Linked DNA regions of Homo sapiens: region 2 is linked to region 1. Evidence: chromatin contacts called from ENCODE Hi-C or POLR2A ChIA-PET data. All regions are on one chromosome and are shown on one strand. Each heading gives the region's core, a stretch centred on a gene start or an enhancer-like site at or near the end of the contact. The rest is flanking DNA. Distances are from core to core; before and after follow the strand shown.

Region 1 (5,551 bases), core at 1,904-4,403:
CAGGTGATCTACCCGCCTTGGCCTCCCAAAGTGCTGAGATTACAGGCGTGAGCCACCGCACCCAGCCGAGGCTATGTAAACTATGTAAGTGGACACTGTTCTGTTCTGGACACTTGATGGAGTAATTACCCTGCCAGGTATTAATGCTGAGCTTTCTGTAGTATCTAAGCCTCATACAGAACTGTGATGCTGGCAGGAGTAGTACCATTGTAGAGGTGAGGAAACAGGCATGGTGGCTCAAACCTCTAATCCCAACACTTTGAGAGGCTGAGGCAGAAGGATCACTTTAGCCTAGAAGTTTGAGACCAGCCTGGGCAACACAGGGAGACCAGGGCCTGTCTCTGCAAAAAAATAAATTATTAGCCAGTCATGATGCTTCCACCTGTGGTCCCAGCTACTCAGGAGGCTGAGGTGGGAGGATTGCTTGAGCCCAGGAGTTCAAGGCTGCAGTGAGCTATGATCACACCACTGCACTCCAGCCTAAGTGACAGAAGGAGACCCTTTATCAAAAAAAAAAAGGCCAGGTGCAGTGGCTCATGCCTGTAATCCCAGCACTTTGGGAGGCCGAGGTGGGTGGATCACTTGAGGTCAGGAGTTCAAAACCAGCCTGAGCAACATAGCAAAACCCCGTCTCTACTAAAAATACAAAACAGCCAGGCATGGTGGCACACGCCTGTAATTCCAGCTACTTGGGAGGCTGAGGCTGGAGATTCACTCGAACCCAGGAGGCGGAGGTTGCAGTGAACTGAGATCACACCACTGCACTCCAATTTGGATTACAGAGACTCTCAAAAAAAGCTCAGCATTTCTAAAGTTACAGGTTTTTTTTTTAAAGTAGCTTGAAAAAACACAAAATTAATTTTAATGAATCGAACCTCAGCAAGCAAAAGGTTTCTTGAACTGTGTTAGAAGCAGTGGAGAGAAAAAGTGTACTTGGGGAGTTTTCAATGTGAATACAGAGTGTTAAAAAACAGATTAAAGTGGTGTGACTAGTGCCGGGGGTTTCCAGGTTGGACCAGTATTCACCAAATTGCCTCTTGCAAACCATGGCCCTGTCCAACAGGATTAACAGAAGCAAGTGGAAGTGACTCAAGCTCATTCCCTGAAAATACTTTGCATCAGTTTCCACTGCCTTTTTTTTTTTTTTTTTTTTTTTTGAGACGGAGTCTTGCTCTGTTGCCCAGGCTGGAGTGCAGTGGCGCAATCTCAGGCACTGTAAGCTCCGCCTCCTGGGTTCACGCCATTCTCCTGCCTCAGCCTCCCGAGTAGCTGTCCACTGCTTTTATCTGTCCTGCATGGGGCTACCAAGTTGACTGCTGCAGTAATCCTACATTCAGAAACTCCCAGTAGCATCCTGTTGCTTACAATCTAGGTTCAGCCTACTCGTAGGGCCCTACCATACTTGACGAATTCTGTTTAATTTCCCACTACTGTATTCACCACATAAGACCAGCAATTATTTTAGGAACTTGTTTGCCAGCACCCATTCTCATAATCTTCACAACCACTAAGAAACAGACATCCCCAAATTGCATGACTATCAAAACATCTCATATGCCCCATAAATATATACACATATGCCCCCAAAAATTTTTTTGAAAAATTGGCCAGGGGCCATGGCACACACTTGTAATCCCTAGCACTTTGGGAGGCTGAAGCAGGATCGCTTGAGCCTGGAAGGTCAGGGCTGCAGTGAGCCATGATTGTGTCACTGCACTCCAGCCTGGGTGACAGTGAGACTCTGTCTCAAAAAGAAGAAATAAGACATCCCTACTTTATTTTTGGCAAAGTATTCTGCCTGACCTCTCTGGTTGCAATGCTTATTCAACAAATGCTTAAACTTCCGTATGTCAGATACTGGACAATTTCTGCTCTGAGGGAGCTTTTCTCTGATGTTGACACAGACTGAAGAAAGTAAATGACATTCGGCCAGGCGCGGTGGCTCACGCCTGTAATCCCAGCACTTTGGGAGGCCGAGGCGGGCGGATCACGAGGTCAGGAGATCGAGACCATCCTGGCTAACACAGTGAAACCCTGTCTCTACTAAAAATACAAAAAATTAGCCGGGTGTGGTGGCGGGCACCTGTAGTCCCAGCTACTAGGGAGGCTGGGGCAGAAAAATGGCGTGAACCTGGGAGGTGGAGCTTGCAGTGAGCCGAGATCACGCCACTGCACTCCAGCCTGGGCGACAGAGTGAGACTCCATCTCAAAAAAAAAAAAAAAAGAAAAAGTAAATGACATTCTTTGGTAGGTACTTGTAGGCCTGAGAGGTCAGGAAAATTTTTCTAAGGAGTCCCCAGCTACGATTTTTAATTCAAAGAATCTCCAGCCATGCAAATCTGCAGGCTCGCAGTTCTTTCCACCTGCCCTTCCCCCAAGAACACTCAGCCCCATTTCACTGGACTTTGAAGGTTCCTACACTGACTTCGTATTTCTCCCCATGTAAATCTCATGCAGGGGCCACTTGCCACCCCTGGGAAGCCAACCTTCATCATCCAGTTCACGTTATCTTCCTCCTGCCATTTATCTTGCCTCCACTGAGTTTTAATTCCAGGCTCCACTTCCTGTGATTGTAAACATATCCCTTCATCCCTATGTCTCCATTTGACCAGTCAGCTACCAAATGTCGGAAACAATGCCTTGCCCACCTCTCCTATTTGGTGGAAGATTAGGACAGTCGTGTATGTTACTTGGTAAGCAGTACACTGAGTCACTGTAGCAAACGCTTGTTAATTGGCTTATCGGTCCTGGCTCCACCACGCTGGTTTCCAGTCCCACAAAACTGGGTAGGCCAACTAGTTTTAGCGTTTGGCTACATTCATGGAATATGAGAGCTAGGATTAGCTCCAAAAATCACGTGCTCCCCTCCCTCCGTGTAGAGAGGCACCTTTTAAAACGAAGGACCCAGTTCCCCATCCCGGATCTCCAGACCTTCCACCCTCGCGGGTGCGCGCTAGCCCCAGGCCCCTCTACCAGCCCCCGGAGCAGCGAACGCAGCACGCGCGCGCCTCTCCCGCGCTGGGCCGGAGCAGGCAGCCTGCCAGCTGGTCCCGGCGTGCCGCGCGCCGCGCACGTGACCCCGCCCCCTGCCATTGGTCCGGGCGCGAGGGGCGGAGCCGCCGCGGAGCAAGCGAGCCAAGCGCGGCCTCATTAGACCACGGGTTGCAGCCGGAGCGGCTGGGAGGTTCGCGCGTTTCTCAGGGTTCGGTCGGAGGCGGGGAGGCCGGAGCTGCGGGCGTAGGGACCTGGCGGCTCCTGAAGCGCACGCGGGCGGGCGGCAGGTGTGCGCGGCATCCCTGTCACGTGGCCGAAGAGCCTGGGGCGCGCGGACCCTGGCAGGGGGCGGGGCGCACGCAGGCCACACCCACTTCAGGCTCCCACCCGGTCGCTGGAGAGGGGCCAAGGCCTCTGGAAGGTCCAACCTGGAGGGTGGTTCAAAGGGGTGTTGGGCACCCTCAAATTAGGGGAAAATTGGGGAGTACGCTCTCCTTCCCCAGGGTGGAGGTTACTACAATCATAAGCGGGGAGCCGGTGCCCCTGAGGAAGGAGACCCTGAGGGAGATAAGATGGAGGGGCTCGGGATTCCGGGGAGCCCCAAGTCCCAGCTTGAAACGGTGGAGTCCGGGCAAATGAGCTCTGAGGACGGCTTCTGGGCCTGGCCGTGACCCAGATTGCAGTGAGAGTTCCCGCAGGCCCCGCCTCTTTCTGGGCCTCGTGTCTCCCAGCCGCCGGGCCGGGTGCGAGGCCTTACCCCTCTGATCTGCTGCAGGATGGGCCTCTCCGCTGCGGCCCCGTTGTGGGGTCCCCCGGGGCTGCTCCTGGCCATCGCCCTGCACCCAGCGCTGTCGGTGCCCCCGCGCCGGGACTACTGCGTGCTGGGCGCTGGGCCCGCGGGCCTGCAGATGGCCTACTTCCTGCAGCGCGCTGGACGCGACTACGCAGTGTTCGAGCGGGCCCCGCGGCCCGGCAGCTTCTTCACACGCTACCCGCGGCACCGCAAGCTCATCAGCATCAACAAGCGGTACACGGGCAAGGCTAACGCCGAGTTCAACCTCCGCCACGACTGGAACTCTCTGCTCAGCCACGACCCCCGGCTGCTCTTCAGACACTACTCGCGTGCCTACTTCCCCGACGCCCGCGACATGGTGCGCTACCTGGGTGACTTCGCGGACACGCTGGGGCTCCGTGTCCAGTACAACACCACCATCGCCCACGTCACTCTGGACAAGGACCGACAGGCCTGGAATGGCCACTACTTCATCCTAACTGACCAGAAGGGCCAGGTGCATCAGTGCAGGTAAGGCCGGTGCCAGAGCTCACCTGCGGAAGCTGGGACCTTCCCCACACGAACCACACACCTTGATTGGCCAGTAGGTATGGGAGGAATGGACGAAAAAGGGTATTTCGCTTTTTTTTTTTTTTAAGACGGAGTCTCACTCTGTCGCCCAGGCTGGAGTGCAATGGCACGAGGTCAGCTCACTGCAACCTCCGCCTCTCTAGTTCAAGCGATTCTCCTGCCTCAGCCTCCCCAGTAGCTGGGATTACAGGCAAGCACCACCACACCCGGCTAATTTTTTTATATTTTTGGTGGAGATGAGATTTCACGACGTTGGCCAGGCTGGTCTCGAACTCCTGACCTCAGGAGATCCACCCACCTCAGCCTCCCCAAATGCTGGGATTACAGGTATGAGCCACCGCACCCGGCCTTCAATTCTATTTTTGAAACCACTCTGTGATCAAAGCATTCTTCTGCAAGCCGGCAGGATCCAAGTCCCCAGCTGCCCTCCCCTGGATGGCGATCCTCACCAATGGAAGGAGCAGGACTTTGGAATCAAGCCTATCTGTGTTTAGACTCTGGCTCTGCTGCTTTTAGGAGCTCTCAAGCCATGGGCCTGCAGGGCCTGTGCCTCCTCACCTGTAAAGCAGGCCACATACCACCTCCAGGTTGCTTGGAGGAGTCAGAAAGATGGTGCACAGATACACTTAGTACAGGGCCTGGTACAGAATTACTGCTCAGTGGATAGATGTATCTGTCAGAGGACTCAGAAAGGGGAAAGTAGAATGTCAGGTTTCATTTCATCACCAGCAGTCATACCTGGTCTGACTGCTATGTGCAAAGTTAGGTGAATTCTCCATTTCTCATACTGTCATCTTCTCCTCTCTCACAGGGCAAATTTAACCCCCAGTACAGTGCTAGGGAAAATACTGTGAGCTCAGGGAGAGGCAAGGGCAGAGCCTCTCAAGTGCACTGGGATGAGGGCGTAAACAGATGAATGAATGAAAAATGAATGAATGAATGTCCTATTTTCTTTTAGGGGCCGGCGGTTGGAGCCAGGCAGGTGGGTGGGTGGGTCCAGGGAGTGGTTTTCACTTAGTGGTCTTATAGCTAAGAGACTAAGCCATCTTTCCTCTGTCCCCGCCTGCAGCGTCCTCTTTGTAGCCACTGGTTTATCAGTCCCCAACCAGGTTGACTTCCCTGGCTCCGAATATGCAGAGGGTTACGAGTCCGTGTCCGTGGACCCTGAGGACTTTGTAGGCCAGAATGTGCTGA
Region 2 (5,587 bases), core at 2,201-4,700, 150 kb after region 1:
AATGGTTTCAGGCCGGGTGTAGTGGCTCATGCCTGTAATCCCAGCGCTTTGGAAGGCTGAGGCAGGTGGATCACTTGAGGTCAGGAGTTCAAGACGATCCTGGCCAACATGGTGAAACCCCATCTCTACTAAAATACAAAAATTAGCCGAGCGTGCTGGCATGCACCTGTAGTCCCAGCTGAGGCGGGATAATCACTTGAATCCAGGAGGCAGAGGTTGCAGTGAGCCAAGATTGTGCCACTGCACTCCAGCCCGGGCAACAGAGCGACTCAGAAATGGTTTCTGTGCTGAGGATCTAAAGCCATGTCTCTGTGGTCCTGAAGTTGGTATCTTAGTGGAGGACACCCCATTGGACACTTTATTGTGTAGTCTGTGTGACACATGCCACATGAGATCTGTGCCTAAGATGCTCTGGAAACACTGGCCCTGGAGCTCCTGGGATTGCTTGGTCACTTCTCACTGTCGTAGGACGGTGATTCCAGGACTCTCCTCGAGCCAGGCTCTATGGAGTAGGAGATCAGAGGGTAAAGTCTATGGCTGCACTTGTCCCTCTCGTGTCATTTAATCACTCTCCACCTAGCCTGGTCAGGGAACTGTCTTTTCTTCTCTTAGATTGGAAGCTCCCTCCTTGCAAGTCCCCAGTATTTTCCAACCACTGACTTCTCATTGCCCCCTCCATGCAGGTAAGGGAGGATGATTTCTGTTTTTTTTATTTTTGAGGCAGAGTCTCGCTCTGTCCCCCAGGCTGGAGTACAGTGGCGCAATTTCGGCTCACTGCAACCTCTGCCTCCTGGGTTCAAGCAATTCTTGGCCTCAGCCTCCCGGGTAGCTGGGATTACAGGCGCACACCATCACGCCTGGCTAATTTTTGTATTTTTAGTAGAGATGGGGTTTCACCATGTTGGCCAGGCTGGTCTTGAACTCCTGACCTCGTGATCTACCTGCCTTGTCCTCCCAAAGTGTTGGGATTACAGGCGTGAGCCACCGTACACCCCCAGCCAATTACTTTAAAATACAAATCTGATGTCACCTCTGCTCCTCCCCAATTATCCCTAGAATAAAGTCCACATTCCTAAATGGCTGATAAGATCCTGGGTTAGCTGCCCCAGTTTATCTCCTCCAGCCTGTCCCAAGCTATTGCCCCCACCCCTTCCCATGCAGGAGGAGGGACTCTATGTACCACATTCTGGTTTCTGGTGTCATTTTTTTTTTAAAAGAAATTGTTCATTTAATTTTTAAGTTGACAAAAATTGTTTATATCCATTGTGTACAACATGATTTGAAATACGTACTGGTGTTGTTTTTGATAGCCTGAGTTTCCTTCGGTGCCAGGCAAAGTGAAAGTGACCACAGGCCCTCCCTTGGACAGGCAAATGCCATCATCTTTCATTGTTTCCTGGACTTTCAGCAGTCACCTGAGCCCCCCTCCATGCCCGCTTCAAGGAGGCAAAGGCAGAACCTGCAGATGGGGCAGGCTCTGGGGCCCGGGCACTAAGTTCCTCTCTGGTTTTCTTATCTGCTAAGCATCAACACAGGCTTGGGTTGGAATACTGCTAATGGAAACAAGTTCCAGCTTCTTCTGTAAGCAAACAACATTCCTGAGGTGGAAAGGGAAGGGGGGCCCACCCGCAGTCTTCAGCTCCTACCTCCTGGGCACTGGCAGCTGGGAGGAGCCCCCCACTCCTTGTTAGCCTGGGGAGAGTGAGGGCCTAGGTCGAGGCTGCTGTAGGTTATTAGCCCTGGGTGACAGAGGAGCCACTTTATTGACCCACCCTGTAGATAACTGCTCTGACAGCCCTGGTGTGTATTGCAGAGAGTGGCCTTGTGCATACCTGTGAGCAGATAGGACATTTTGCAGGTGGGAAAGCCGAGGCCTGGGTGGTGCCTGCAGGATTGCACAGCTGGTCAGCACCTCGCTGGACTCAAATCCAGCTCTTCTGCCACAGGCTTTGTGCCCATCTCACCAGACCAGCATTTCCCAGACCAGCATGGAGAGAGGTTTTTCCTGCAGGATATTCCTGGGATGGAGTTAAGCAGATTTCTTTTTTCTTTTTCTTTCTTTTTTTTTTTTTTGAGATGGAGTCTCACACTGTTGCCCAGGCTAGAGTGCAGTGGTGCGATCTCGGCTCACTGCAAGCTCCCCCTCCCAGGTTCACGCCATTCTCCTGCCTCAGCCTCCAGAGTAGCTGGGACTACAGGTGCCCGCCACCATGCCCGGCTAATTTTTTGTATTTTTAGTAGAGACGGGGTTTCACCGTGTTAGCCAGGATGGTCTCGATCTCCTGACCTCGTGATCCGCCCGCCTCGGCCTCTCAAAGTGCTGGGATTACAGGTGTGAGCCACTGTGCCCGGCCTAAGTTAAGCAGATTTCTTTTTGCAGGCTGCTTCCTACAACATTTTGTGCATATTGTGATTGCAAGAGGGCCATAGGGAGACGGCATTCCATCCTTACTCGGCCACGAAACCCTCTTCCCTCTGCAAATTGCTGTCTTTATAGTCACTGTCCCTGAGAACTGTCCTCTATGGATGGATATAACCTGCAGAAAGAGTCACTAGACTCCTGGTAACTGATTTTCAGAGGGCCCAGGTGTCATTCCTAGGAAGAATGGGGATTAAATAGCTCAGAATCACAAGATAGAGGAGTTGGGAGGGAAATTCCTATCATGCCATTCTCCACTGGGAGCTTGAGCTACAACTCTTCTGATGTTAGGTGGTGGTGGTGGTGGTGGTGGTGGTGGTGGTGGTGGTGGTGGTGTTTGTCCTCATTCTAAAGCTAGGAAATTGGGGTGCTAACAGCTTCAAGGTCACAGGAATTGTGAGCAGGGGACCTGGGACTCCAATCCAGGTCTGTCTGGCCCCAAAGCCATAAACTCCATTGTGGTACATTACAAGCATTTATCTTAGGGTTTGCAGAACCAGGACCTCACATGGCTGTGGTTTTTCCACTTCTGTCTGTCACTTCTGAGTTGATACCAAAGGTTGATGTTGCCAGCACCTACTTGATAGATGGAGGCGTAGCATTCCAGGAGGGCACACGACCTTCTCATGGCATCCTAGCAAGAGCAGAGGCCATGCCAGCCAAGATTCTTTCTGGTATGTCGGACTGGTAGTAGGTGGTAGGTGCCTCTACACTGGTTAATCAGGGGGTGCTAGAAGGTTCTAGAAAACAGAGATGGTTGAACTATATGTAAAACCAGTAAATTATCCTCAGTCCTATTTCTCTTTGTAGATTGAAAGCCCCAGTATGCATTCTTTCCCTTTTTGTTTTGAGGATATAAAAATTAGTCCATAAATGGTTTGGTGTTTGTAACAAATTAGGTGGCTATAACCCTTACGCGTGTGTGGTTTCAACTTGGCTCTCCTGTTACCTTCAGCTCTCCAGCCCTGTCCCTCTTTGCACAGCCACAGCCCAAGGGGATTTTCCAGCCTCTGGGGACCTTCCCCATTAAGTCTTTCTTCCTCATTTTGGCCTTGTTTCTCATTTATTCATTCAGGACACTTTAACTGAGCACCTGCTCTGGGCCAGGCATTGTGCCAGACATTTGGAATTGATGAATGAGACCCAATTCCTGTCCTCAAATAAAACTACAAATAATGAGTATTTAGCTGTTTGGTTACAGTGGAACAAGTACAGAGCACAGACGGGAGGGCCATAGATATGAGACATCTTTTTGCTGCAAAAAGTCTTTAGAGAAGGGAGCGTTTGAGCTTTGATCTCAGAGAGGGTTCCTAATACAAAGGACACTTCTCTGCCTTCTTTGAAGGCCTGGAGGCCTGAGCAGAGTGTAGTGTGACTGGGGAATTGATTATATACCGCTGGGAATGACTGTGGCAAAAGGAAGGGCAGGGGCAAGATGAATGGGTGGGGTCCTAGAGGGCTTGCTTAGCATGCAGATTTTATTCTGGTGAAGGTGTGGAGCTGTCGAACCATTTTGAACTGATCAAATAATATCAATGAAATAGGAAGTCATATAAATAGGAATTTGAATTTGTGAGTCATCAGAAAGGAGTTCTGTAGAAGTGGCAGGGGAGGCCAGGAGGGAGGCAGTTGGAGCAGTCCAGAAGGGAGGGCCTGTGGGCCTGGACTGGAACAGGGCACGGGCAGTGGTGTTGGCGGAGGGCTGGGGAGGAGTTTACGGTGACTGTCTTGGGTGGCCAGATGGATGGTGTCTCCCAGAGATGGACACCCAGAAGAGGGTATGGGTCTGGGGAGAGATGGTGGGGGAGTTCAGGTGTGATGGTGCATCCACCAGGTGGAGATGGCTCGTTGGTAGGTGTTTAAATATATTTATTAATATATGAAGGGGTGTGGGGGAGAGCTCTGGGCGGGAAATAATCCGGCTGTCCCAGTGGTGGAAGCCATGGATTTCCTGGGTCTAATCCAGATTGATTTGCCAAAACTATTCAATAAATAGCGTTTGGGCCTGGTGCGGTGGCTGACACCTATAATCCCAGCACTTTGGGAGGCCAAGGCGGGCGGATTGCCTGAGCTCAGGAGTTCGAGACCAGCCTGGCCAATATGGCGAAACCCCATCTCTACTAAAATACAAAAAATTAGCCGGGTGTGGCGGTGTGCACCTGTAGTCCCAGCTACTCGGGAGGCTGAGGCAGGAGAATTGCTTGAACCGGGGAGGTGGAGGTTGCAGTGAGCCAAGATCACGCCACTGCATTCCAGCCTGATGGGATTCCCAGGGTGGGGTGAGCTGGCACAGCTGTGTCAACAGCTCCCACCCCCAGCCTCCAAAATGTGGCTCCCGCTTGTCTTCCGTTAATCATCTGGACCCTTTGATGCTGGTGACTTTGCTTATGAGTCGCAGGCTGAGCTGCCGTGTTGGAGGTTCTGAAGGTGCTTCTTGCCTGCCTGGGGAGGCACATCAGTCTCTTCTGCCTGGTTGATTGGTTTACTTTTAAATTGGGTATTCAGGATCTTTAAAGCACAGTCCAGCAGGAGAATCTAGGTCAGATCTCTTAGAATACAGTATGTTACAAGGAGCTGTCATTCCTTGGTGACAATGCCATCCATAATGGCCATTTTTATGGGGTCCTGGGAATCCTTTTGCCCTGAGGATTTCTGTTTTGTTAAGGAGATTTGGCCCGTGCACTTCAGAGATGGGGGAGGATGACGACTGAGAGGTCTGGCTTCATAGTGCTGCGTTTGTTCACACGAACCCCTTCAATCAGTGGGCTCAACCGGGTGTGATTTGTCTTCCCCCGCAACCCCCAATTTCCACCTTTGGTGATGTCTGGAGAGGTATTTGGTTGTCACAACTGGGGACAGGGTGCGACTGGCATCTAGTGGGTAGAGGCCAGGGGTGCTGCTCTGCTGCTAAATACCCCACGTGGCACAGGACAGCCCCACCACAAAGGATTCTCTGGCCCCAGATAGCCATAGTGCCGTGGCATCGTTTTGTATGTGGTTATTGAGCGATCGTACCTTCTTCCTGTACGTTGGCTCTTGCTTTTCTCCCTCGGCCCGGGATACCTTTCCACCATCTCTTCCCTTCCCTGCCAATATTCTACCCATCTTCCAGGACCCAGTTTAAATGTCATATCCTCCATGACACTCTTCGCTTGAGTGTCCAAGGAA

Evidence for each region. Hi-C counts contacts between places; a loop is a spot of excess contacts on that map. ChIA-PET counts read pairs that join two places held with the same protein, here RNA polymerase II (POLR2A). Pooled maps may share reads with other maps.
Region 2: a pooled map shows a loop between it and region 1 (2.3-fold over the local background). The contact joins the enhancer-like site here to the promoter of FOXRED2 in region 1. A Hi-C loop is called at or near these places in 2 of 50 pooled maps. POLR2A ChIA-PET finds 5 or more read pairs at or near these places in 4 of 52 experiments (A549, H1, HepG2 and 1 more).

The regions. Positions count from the first base shown.
Region 1 is chr22:36,504,642-36,510,192 of GRCh38, reverse strand. It overlaps FOXRED2 (FAD dependent oxidoreductase domain containing 2), which reads left to right and starts at 3,153. Exons shown (of 9, transcript NM_001102371.2): 1 at 3,153-3,184; 2 at 3,770-4,297; 3 at 5,427-5,551. The coding sequence starts at 3,771. RefSeq lists a silencer at 2,907-3,406.
Region 2 is chr22:36,357,199-36,362,785 of GRCh38, reverse strand. All of the region lies in intron 1 of MYH9 (myosin heavy chain 9), which reads left to right. Among named protein-coding and RNA genes, the nearest start is that of MYH9, 28 kb to the left of the region's middle. RefSeq lists enhancers at 1-87, 3,330-3,539, 3,640-3,709, 4,795-5,587. Within about 2 kb of position 3,450, at least 14 of the 41 ENCODE cell types and tissues checked have a DNase peak (open chromatin) inside an H3K27ac peak, as active enhancers do.